Linked DNA regions of Homo sapiens: region 1 is linked to region 2. The links are chromatin loops, found by intact Hi-C in ENCODE. Cell type or tissue: endothelial cell of umbilical vein. All regions are shown on one strand. Each heading gives the region's core, and the rest is flanking DNA. Links, peaks and the distances in the headings are about the cores only. Region 1 overlaps LOC105373210 (a long non-coding RNA gene). Region 2 has its middle 6.2 kb from the start of LINC03108.

Region 1 (5,374 bases), core at 105-5,104, 240 kb after region 2:
AGAGGACTTCAAGAGGAGATGGCCTGGAGGAGTTCGCCTTTGTGGTCATTTTGCTTCAGGTAAATCCTGTATAACCAGGAACCAGGGATAATGAGTCAGGGACCGACCATGAGAAACACACTGTTCTAACACAGCTTCTGAAGAGCCTTCTGGAGGGGGCTCGAGCTTCCCACATGGGGGGCCTCTTTCCAAGACCCAACTGCCTAATTTGGAATCTCCCAAAAAGTTTGTTTGCTTTTGTGCGCACATGATTCCCAAGACAGTGTGTTAAATGACTTGAATGAATCATCCACTGCTCCCTCCATTTATCTACCACCTGCTTCCTTTTCAGTCCGTGACAACCTGGCTTCCATCAAACCAATCAGCCCATCACCCAATACTAGCTGTTCCAAATATAAATTGTTGTCTTTGTCACTTTGCGTAGTCACTCTCCTCTTGAAATATACACATGTTGTGAAAGGACTCTAGAAATAAATCTTTCCTCATTAAAATTTTCTACACATGCGTTAATTTTTCCTCCCTTTTCAACAGCGGACCAGTCAGCAAATAATGACTGCCCTTGGTCATCCCTGGGAAGATAAAGGATTATTAAAAGAGGGCCCGGCAGCTTGCAGATTACACCTGCTACATTTGGAGTGGAAAGAGGCTTCTCTGTCAGTGCCCCTTGCCCCCATGGAAAGACACTAATAGCAATCTTCAACCATAATTGTTTGGTCCATTTTGTTCTGGACCAAGTTTGCATAAGTTTTAAGCCTGAAAGTCAAAGAAAAACGAAATCTTACACGTCAACATGGCCTTTCCATCACTTGAAAAAGGCACCCTCTCTCTCTCTTTCTCTCTGCCTCGTAAACACAGCGGTCTTGCTCAGAGCAATCTTGAGCTCTGAGCTGTGAAGAATTGCTGTAGGTAGGAAGAAACGTTGGCTCTGGAATTCAATTAACTGTCAGCATTGCTGTTCGAGTCAGGATGACTCACTCCTCTTCAGCAAATGGGCATGGGGGCTGTGAGCCTCCAAGATTAATGGTGATTGATAAGCCGCTGGAGCTCCAGGACGAAGCCTCCCAGAATCCTTCCCTCACCCACACACGTTTTTACATGAAAATATAATAGATAGTGGGAGAGGATGTGTGAGTACAGAGGAGATGCTGTCAAGAATTTGCCTGTATCCTTTTCTTTTATATTGGTAAGTTTCACTGGATTCTAAGCTACTGAAAAGCAGGGACTATGTTTTATATTTCTTTTCTCTCAGTTCATGTCCAAATTAATGCATCAGGTGAAAAGAAAGGATGCTGTCTGATACCCCATGAGGTAGGTATGAGGCCCATTCTATAAATGAGGGGAAGCAACGTGCTAATAAGAGAAAAAGCTAGGACTCGGTCCCAGAAAGTCTGCCAAGGGTGCCAGCTCCAACCGCTGCAGGTGCCGCCTCTTCACGAGCACGTTACGCCATTTCTCTCTTTAACACGGAAAGCAAAATGTGGGCCTGACTGTGGTGAGGGCATGCTTTTCCATTCTAAATGGCAGCTAGCATGCATTACATGTACAATATACAACAGGAATACAATACGCGGGAGAGAAAACCTTCCCTCCCCTTTTCCTCAGGCACCTGGCTGGTTCAGGCTCCAGTGGCTTGGTTTTGTCGCTGGTGTTGTTAGTTTCCCCCAGCATCCCCATTCATTTTCCAGAATCCTCTGTCCCTCATTGTAGTTTTGTATTTGCAGATACAATCTAGGAAACAATTCAGATGGGAAAAGAAATCTTTTCATGAGAAAGGATAGTAAAATTAACAGAAAGCTGGTTAAACTTACAATTTCCTCAAGTATTGAGAATAAACATGAATCCATGAGAATAAAAACTCAGTATGGATTTGTCCACAACGCTTAGGAGGAACATGTTAGAAGTGCCACATGCAGGCCAGGCGTGGTGGCTCACGCCTGTAATCCCAGCATTTTGGGAGGCCGAGGCAGGAGGATCAAGAGGTCAGGAGATCAAGATCATCCTGGCTAACACGGTGAAACCCTGTCTCTACTAAAAAAAATACAAAAAATTAGCCGGGTGTGGTGGCATAAGCCTGTAGTCCCAGCTACTCGGGAGGCTGAGGCAGGAGAATCGCTTGAACCCGGGAGGTGGAGCTTTCAGTGAGCCGAGACGCACCACTGCACTCCAGCCTGGGTGACAGAGCGAGACTCTGTCTCAAAAAAAAAAAAAAAGAAAAAGAAAAAGAAAGAAAAAGAAATGCCACATGCATGTAAGAGTCCAGGCAGGGTGGTCAAACTGTCAGATGCGCAACATTCGAGGGGCAAAAAGGATGAAATAAGATGCTCTCTAAACGCATGAGCAAGACCAGCTGTCAAAGCACTGGCGCCTTTATTCACACATTTTGTAAACCTCAGGTAGACAGGAGACAGCAGTAAGTACGTGACCTCAGCGCGTGATCCTCATTCAAACTGGAATTCGAGTATCACTGGTCTCAGCTGCAGACATTTCAGAGTGGGTCCATTTGCTCTTAGGAACTTCCAGGGCACCCCAGCACCACTTGTTTTTGCCTTTGTCTTTGCTTTCCTTCCCCACATCCCTACAAAACCAAACAGACTTGCTCTCCCAGCTTCACAAAGAGAAACGGATTCCAAGAGGAAATCACTTCACAGCAAGTGAGCCCTGGGAAGAATTAAAGACTGAGGAGCCCTTGTAATGAGATTAAGGGAAAAATGCTTTTGTGCATCCAACTCAGACCCGTCCTCAGTATGCAGGACGCGAGTGGTGCCAAAACAAACATGGGTATTGTTTTGGGAAGGAAAAGGTTAACAAGCTATGAAAACAAAATTAGAGATATTTTCAAAGCATGACCCTCAGCAGAATGAGTAGAATGCAGTCTACCCAGGCAGCAGCATTCCCTCCTCACTTGACATTTATCCTGCAGCTTGTGGGGGAGCAGCTTCGGCTGTTATGTTCCCAACGGATGAGGAGGGAGCTGCACTCCTTGCGGCGGAGAAGCCGCATCCACTGGGCAGAGGCATAAAAGCTTGGGTCCAGGGGAAAAAGACATCGAGCTCCTTGGCGCCTTCTTAGAGAGGAGCTTAGAAAAAATTCTCTGTGGATCTTGCAGAGCTTGAAACATACGCTTTCATCTTCCCTCTGGCAAAAGCACTTAGCCTGGAATTGGAAATTCCGAGTTTGTTTCCAGATTTGGTCTCAGACTGGCCCTGAACACAAGAGCTGTGTCTCAGTTTCCTCATTCTGTCCATTCAGGTTTATTGGATGCCCACTGTGTACCAGGCTGAGGGCTTCCTGCTGTGGCTCTATAGTGGAAGGGCTTATCCTTGTCTTGACGGGACTCAAGCTCTTGTGAGGAAACAGATATGCAAAGAGATAATTATTACTGCAGTATAGAATGCATATACATGTAATGTTTATCAAATGGAACAGCTTTTAATTGGTTCACAAATCTAGCAGTAATGTGGCCAATGTCAGTGGACATCTGATACACAAGTAGAGTGTGTGTGTGTGTGTGTGTGTGTGTGTGATCGGACACCCAGTACCCTTCCTGGTTCTTTAAGAGCCTGTGAGAGCCCCTGTCCATGTCCTAAGCCTGATTACGGTGACAGAGACTGTCGCTTGGCCGTAGAGTTGGAGCCACAACGATGACATGGTATGTGACAGAGCCGAGATGAAGGAATAGGGAATGGTTCCTTGCTACTCTTCATCCAAAAAAGATTGCTAGTGCCCACGAGTGCCCGGGCTGTCTTAGTTTAATTCCATGCACACAGACTCCAGCATTTAACCATCAGAGTCAGAGATGTTTTATAAACAGAGTCACGAGCCCTAGCAAGAGAGAGAAGCAGGTCAGAGCGTTGAGGTGTCTGCGCAGGTTTTATGAGAAGGCACCCCGTTTTCTCCAACAAGACTCAAAATCTTGTTTGTTGCATTCAAGTCTCAGCTCTTCCAGGGTCTTCCGGCATCATTCTTGGCATTTTAGATGAACTTTCTGAACTTGGCTCAGAATGAGGTGGTGAAGCTTATTTCCAACGTCTTTGTGATTATTTCATACTTGACACCTCACATCCCTGGCTGGAGATCTCCCAAGATCTGAATTGACGGGTTTCATTTCCATGCATCTCAAAGTAGACATACTAAACGGAAGTGCACGGGGTGGCTTGGGCTCAGAGAGGACGGGCTGCGGGCGGTGACCTACCTAAAATTCTTGCTCCAATTATTGAAATATAGCCACGTCGTTTTTCTGAGACTTGTGATAATTAGCCAAGAAATTTGCTGACACTTAAAAGTAAATTTGGTATGAGCAGGTATTACAGAAAAACAATTCTACTGCCCATTCCTTCTTTTTTTTTTTTTTTTTTTGAGACTGAGTCTCGCTCCGTTCTGTTGCCCAGGCTGGAGTGCAGTGGCCTGATCTTGGCTCACTGCAAGCTCCGCCTCCCGGTTCACGCCATTCGCCTGCCTCAGCCTCCCGAGTGGCTGGGACTATAGGCGCCCGTCACTACGCCTGGCTAATTTTTTGTTATTTTTAGTAGAGACGGGGTTTCACCGTGTTAGCCACGATGGTGTCGATCTTCTGACCTCATGATCCGCCTGCATCGGCCTCCCAAAGTGCTGGGATTACAGGCGAGATCCACCGCGCCCAGCCTCTACTGCCCATTCCTTCTTAATTCACAGAAGAATTACCGATAATCTACTTTTTGGCTCTCTGGTTAATTTCTGGTTAACTGTTAAGTACCAAGAGTTTTGGTAACCTAATGTGAAATTAATCAAGCTTTTTATTTCCAGGCCTGTATGTGAGATTTGACTTGTCCTTCCAGATAAGGTATTTACGTTCATTTTAACATAGGTTTCTTTGCATGTATTTACCCAGTCCTTGATTATCTGGAACAAAAATTACTAATCCTATACTGGCTTCCTCTCTTGCTTCTGGGTGACTTCCCTCCTTTCTCCTGCCCATCCCAGTCAGGAATTTCTGTGGTACTGAATATACCATGGCACTTATTCCATGACGTGTCTTACGGGAAACAAGAAGATTGATACCCATTTTTGTTGCCCTGATGAATGAAGCTTACATCTGAAATCTCTTTTTAAAAATTTTTTAAACATTTTTTATTTTAATGCTTCAAATTTTTTATGGTAACATGGGCTGAAACACCTGAAATCTTGTCTTACTTGTTTACAGATGTTCTAAAATATTTCCGATACTCATAATAGATCCAAGGACTTTCTTGACATCTCCAGGAAGCTAATGAACATCTGCAACTCAACATGCCCGAAACTGGGCTCCCTATTCCCCTAGGCTGCCTCCCACCAAACCTGTTCCAGCCACAGCCTTCCTATCTCAGCTGGGAGCATTTCATTCTCCTAGTGGCTCAGG
Region 2 (5,374 bases), core at 201-5,200:
CTCAGCCTCCCCAGTAGCTGGGACTACATGCATGAGTCACCATACCCAGCTAATGCTTTTTCATTTTTTGTACAGACAGGATCTCCCTATGTTGCCCAGGCTGACCTCCTGAGCTCAAGTGATCCTTCCACCTGGGCCTCCCAAAACGCTGGTGTTACAGGCCTGAGCCACTGTGCCCTGCCATGAACACTGTTTGAATGAACAAATGTGATGTCCTTCTGGATTGCTTTTGTCCACATGGCACTGATTTTAGAGCTCATTTTGGAAAATCGGTCCTGGAATGCCACTCCAATCTCTCCACCCACACACGTTGGTTTTGACCCAGGTTTATTCAATGCTTTGGGGGGCTATAAATCTGGAGACAGCTCCACCAGGAACTTTTAACTGAGGGCAGCCCCTGTGAACTGCCTAACCTTGAGCAAGTTACTTAACCTCCATGACCTCTGGTTTTTCCATTAGTCAAACAGGGCAAAGAACTGCCCTTTCTCTCCCTTACAATGGAGGATGTGGTAGCTTAGGCTAAGTTCTGAAGCAGAAAAGTGGGCGGGTGCATTTGTGACTCTGCATTGACTCTAAATTAAAGGCACAATCAATGGTTCTCAGAAAAGAGCTGTATATACACGGCTCTGCATGTACAGAGAAGGAGAAGGCTTAGTCACTCAAGATTCTTTATTCGCGACTCGGAAACTTTAAAACATTTAATTAAATGTTTAAAAAGCTGTGGTAAAATATAGACAACATAAAATATACCATCTTAACCATTTCTAAGTATACAGTTCGGTAGTGTTATGCACATTCATGTTGTTGTACAACCATTACTACCCCCGTCTCTAGAACTTTTTCATTTTGCAAAACAGAAATAACTCTAGGAACCTCAAATACTTGTGATCATGCAGTATTTGTCCTTTTGTGACCAGCTTATTTCACTTAGTATCATGCCTTCAGGGTTCATCCATGTTATAGCAAGTGCCAGAATGTCCTTCCTTTTTAATGCTGTATAATATTCCACGGTGTGGATTTACCACGTTTGGTTTATCCATGCATCTGCTGATCTTTTGGCTATTACTGAGTCACACTGCTATGAAACTCTGAATTTGATATTATGGCTCCATTTAAAGGCCTTTCTGGGCCAGTGGTTTGATTCATTGCAGGGCACAAGAAACCTGGAAGAATCTTGGCTGTAGCTCCTAACACTCTATGCTTTTAACTATTCTTTAACACAGGCAAACACTGAGGTCTTTGTTGCTAGAATTAAACATGAGATAATTTAAGGTGTTATAATTTGGGAGTTAAGACTATTTTTTTTTTTCCTGGAAGATCATCTGTTTCATCTCCACTTGACTTTTTTAAAATGCTGGAACTGTCTTTTGATTGAATACAAAGCCTTTTTTTCCCCCTTGACGTTTATACGACTAAAGGTGGAAAAATAAGACCTTTGCTTATTAACAAAATGAATCAATCTCTTTCCCCCATGGGAACTTGAAAACAATTTAGAGACTAGAGTAAACTTCAGGTTTTCCTCTGCTATGAATTGTGTTGACCTTTCCTCCAGGTAAGATGTAAGACAGGCCTAGCTGGGCCTGACAGAAAATGAGGTCACCCCAGGTACCACCCGATTGAGCCCTGGCTGGAAGCGCCTTGCTCTGTAAGCCTCTTTAGGCGCCTCCAGAGAGAGGAAAGTTGAGGCTGGAGGGGTAAAGTGTGCTAGCGAAGGTCAGCCGGGGAGACAGAGACCAAGGGAAAATAGTGCTTAACTTTGGGCCCTTAATGAGGTTGCAGTGGACCATGCTCCAGGCAGTAAATCCTCAAAGGCAGTGGGGCTTACTGTGTGGGGTTCTTTTTTCCCTTTCACTTCGTAGGTGCCAGATGTATTTGGGGAAATTCCCCATAAGATGGGTACAAGGTTAACCCCTCCTTTGTCTGACCGGTTTGCATGTTCCACCTGCAGAGGCGGTGAGGACCCTGGAGTTTCCAGCCCTCTCGCCTGTGCAGTCTGATCTCTGGGCCTGCCTGTGGGACTGGCTCCTGACTGGGAGTGTGAAACGCAGAATAAACAAAAGCAAAGAGACTGTGTGTTGGAAACGGGACTGCAGGGCTGAGAAGATACTCGGAAAAGTGGCCTCAGGCCAGCTCCTACTCTTTCCAAATATGCCAGGAATGCCGGGCCCAGAGGCAGGGGACAAAACAGGAGAAAAGAAGGAAAAAGAACAGGCGTCACCAGGCCATAGTCTAGCCAGTCTAGTTGTCAAAACAAAGCAGAAGAGAACCTCTAGCTCCAAATAAAAGTGGATCAAGAAGTTTCAGAACTCAGCAATGATTGTTACTAAAGTTTGCATGTAGAGATCCTGCACCCCGGCATCCACCCCTGCCTAGGGCTTTGCTGGGGGCATCACGACACAGGGTAGGGAGCCCAGCAGAGCCCAAAACAAATGCCTAAGTCTTCTCAGCATCCCATTTGTAGGTAAGGAAGCAACTCAGAGGACCCCTCGGAGAAAGGATTTGTTTAGTACACGCGGCACAGAGCTAGCTGCTTGGGGCTGGGGATTTGATCTATGCGTGGTTTCCCAGTTTGAGATGGAGGATCATGACAAGGGACAAAAGGTCAAAGGGTACACCAATGGGGTAGAAAAGCAAAACAAAAACAGGAAGTGGCCGGCTCAGGGATTTTCCATGAGAAAGCTGGGAAACAGGTCCCGGTAGAAAAGAGTGTCAAAAACCAGAATGACAAAAAATTTAGCTTAAAGACCTTGATTGTCTTGATTTGTGATTCTGGCATCGAACAACACTTCATTCCACACAATGGAATAAGTGTTCCCTGAGCTGAGCTGAAGAGGTTGGCTTTGTAGACAGAGAAGGACTGAAGAAAACAGAAACAGGGAACAAAGATTGTATTAGTTACTTTTCAATGTTACTTGTTCTTGTAAGGAGGGCACAGGGAGATAGAACAATAGAAAAATAACTCGTTAGTTAACCTTGGGTGACTTCATGCTACCTTTTTTTGTGGTAGGATTAAAGCAGAAAGAACTTCATTATCATTCTGATTGAAGATTTAAACGGGCCTTTTGGGAGATTGGCTGTTCTCTCTCTCCATTCTCAGAAGGTCAGATAACAACCTTGTTTTGGTTTGGTGGTATGGAACTTTAGCGTGGGTGACTCCAGTTTGATTTTTTTTTTTTTTTTTGAGACGGAGTCTCGCTCTGTCACCCAGGCTGTTGTGTAATGGCACGATCTTGGCTCACTGCAAGCTCCGCCTCCCGGGTTCACGCCATTCTCCTGCCTCAGCCTCCCGAGTAGCTGGGACTACAGGCGCCCGCCACCACGCCCGGCTAATTTTTTTGTATTTTTAGTAGAGACGGGATTTCACCGTGTTAGCCAGGATGGTCTCGATCTCCTGACCTCGTGATCCACCCGCCTCGGCCTCCCAAAGTGCTGGGATTACAGGCTTGAGCCTGTAAAAACCGCGCCCGGCCGATTTTTTTTTTTTTTTTTTTTTTTGAGACAGGGTTTCACTCTGGTGCCCAGGCTGGGTTGCAGTGGTATGATCTCTGCTCACTGCAACCTTGACCTCCCAGGCTCAGGTGATCCTCCTGCCTTGGCCTCCCGAGTAGCTGAGACTACAGGTGCACACCACCACACCTTGCTAATTTTTGTTATTTTTTCTAGACATGGGGTTTTACCATGTTGGCCAGGCTGGTCTCAAACTCCTGGGCTCAAGGATTCGCCTGCCTCAGACTCCCAAAGTGCTGAGATTACAGGTGTGAGCCACTGTGCCTGGCCCATGTTGATTTTTAGTCTGGTCTGTTGGGGCCTAGTGTGGGAGCTTGGTTCAAAACAATGGCCTCCTATAATTTTTATATAACAAGAGAAAAAGGAAAAAAATAGCTCATTGAATCCTCTGGAAGCCGCTTGAGATGTGAAATGGGGGCCTCCCGCAGGAGCCAGCTTGTCCAGGGACTGGGACACCCAGGTGGGAGACAGAGTGGAGGACTCAATACCGGCTCCTTGCTGGCCTGACGCCAGCCTGGTCTCTCCCTCCTCCACTGTCCTCTTGGAAGGAGGGCTTTGTTACCTCTTGTGTCCCTTAGAGAAGTGTGTTTGTGTATGTCCTAATGCCAAAGCATGGAATGGGGTCTAAAACAGCCCAGAGAAGGCATTTGCACCCCAAAGCTATTATCCACAGATGGGATTTCTGCTGCATAGGGTCAGAGAGTATTCACAACTATCATTGCACAAATGGAAAAACTTTTTTTTCACCTGCCTCTCACTTTTAGAACCAACTGACCCAGTCCTTTTGGTACCAGAATTTGGAAGGGGCAAGGCCCAAGGGTTGTAGGTGGGTGAGGGTCTGTGGAGCAGGAGAGTGACATGTCTCCCAGGGGACACCAGGACAAATGGGATCTGACAAATGCAGAGGACCAATGTCCTGGATCCCAGGCCCGGTGCTTTGTACACATTGCAAGGCCTGACCCGGTAACAGAGGAGGTGCTGAGTACTTCTCAACTTGCATTAAAGTGCTCCCTGGGCTGGGCGTGGTGGCTCACACCTGTAATCCCAGGCAGGCGGATCACCTTAGGTCAGCAGTTCAGGACCAGCCTGGCCAACATGGTGAAACCCTGTCTCTACTAAAAATGAAAAATTAGATGGGTGTGGTGGCACGTGCCTGTAGTCCTGGCTACTCGGGAGGTTGAGGCAGAAGAATCGCTTGAACCCAGGAGGTGGAGGTTGCAGTGAGCCAAGATCGTGCCACTGTACTCCCCGTCTCTACTAAAAATAAAATATTAGCCGGGTGTGGTGGCACGCGCCTGCAGTCCCCACTACTCGGGAGGTTGAGGTGGGAGAATCGCTTGAACCCGAGAGACGGAGGCTGCAGTGAGCCGAGATCGCGCCACTGCACTCCAGCCTGGGCGACAGAGTGAGACTCAGTCTCAAAAAAAAAAAAAAAAAAGTGCTCCTTGGCCACAACAGGAGAAAAAAATCTCCAGTTCCCTCCTAGCCTCGCTCCACCTTGAGATCTTATTTTAGTCTCCAGTTAATCAAGGACGTCTGGGCTTCATGCGAAAAGGGAAGAATGTGCCAGTGTGTTTCGAACACCATATATGCAAATGAGTCAGCAAAGTATGTTGCTGGCAGCCACCAGAGGTCAAATGTCAGCCTCCACACTCAACAATTATTTTGCTGAAAATACACTGCAAGCAGGGCAGCAGGAAATGAGTTGCAGCAACCTCGATTCTTGTGTGAAAGTTTCCAATTAGGAATTCAAAGAAGTTGTTGTTTAATGAAAAAGTGAAACGAATGCCTTTTATGTGCCTCTCCACTTCCTTGGTGGTCCCTGGCTAAGTGCTGGATCCATTGCCAGGAATATGGATGTCATTCA

The links. A loop is a pair of places that touch in the nucleus more often than their neighbours do. Peaks named below come from ENCODE experiments on the same cell type or tissue, not always from the same donor. Only the 100,000 strongest peaks of a DNase experiment are listed, where the experiment ranks them.
Region 1: it touches region 2 in a loop (6-fold over the local background); 1 of 110 quality-filtered maps calls a loop at or near these places.

What each region holds. Positions count from the first base shown.
Region 1 is chr1:234,741,549-234,746,922 of GRCh38, reverse strand. It overlaps LOC105373210 (a long non-coding RNA gene), which reads left to right. Exons shown (of 3, transcript XR_949292.3): 2 at 1-59; 3 at 532-1,387. Among named protein-coding and RNA genes, the nearest start is that of LINC02961, 16 kb to the left of the region's middle. In endothelial cell of umbilical vein, for the core only: no CTCF peak of the experiment used is centred there; DNase peaks (open chromatin) are centred at 952 and 2,732; H3K27ac peaks cover 2,409 bases.
Region 2 is chr1:234,984,337-234,989,710 of GRCh38, reverse strand. No RefSeq gene overlaps it. Among named protein-coding and RNA genes, the nearest start is that of LINC03108, 6.2 kb to the right of the region's middle. RefSeq lists enhancers at 1,632-2,171, 2,172-2,711, 2,455-2,749, 2,712-3,251. In endothelial cell of umbilical vein, for the core only: no CTCF peak of the experiment used is centred there; DNase peaks (open chromatin) are centred at 2,120, 2,620 and 5,150; H3K27ac peaks cover 4,280 bases.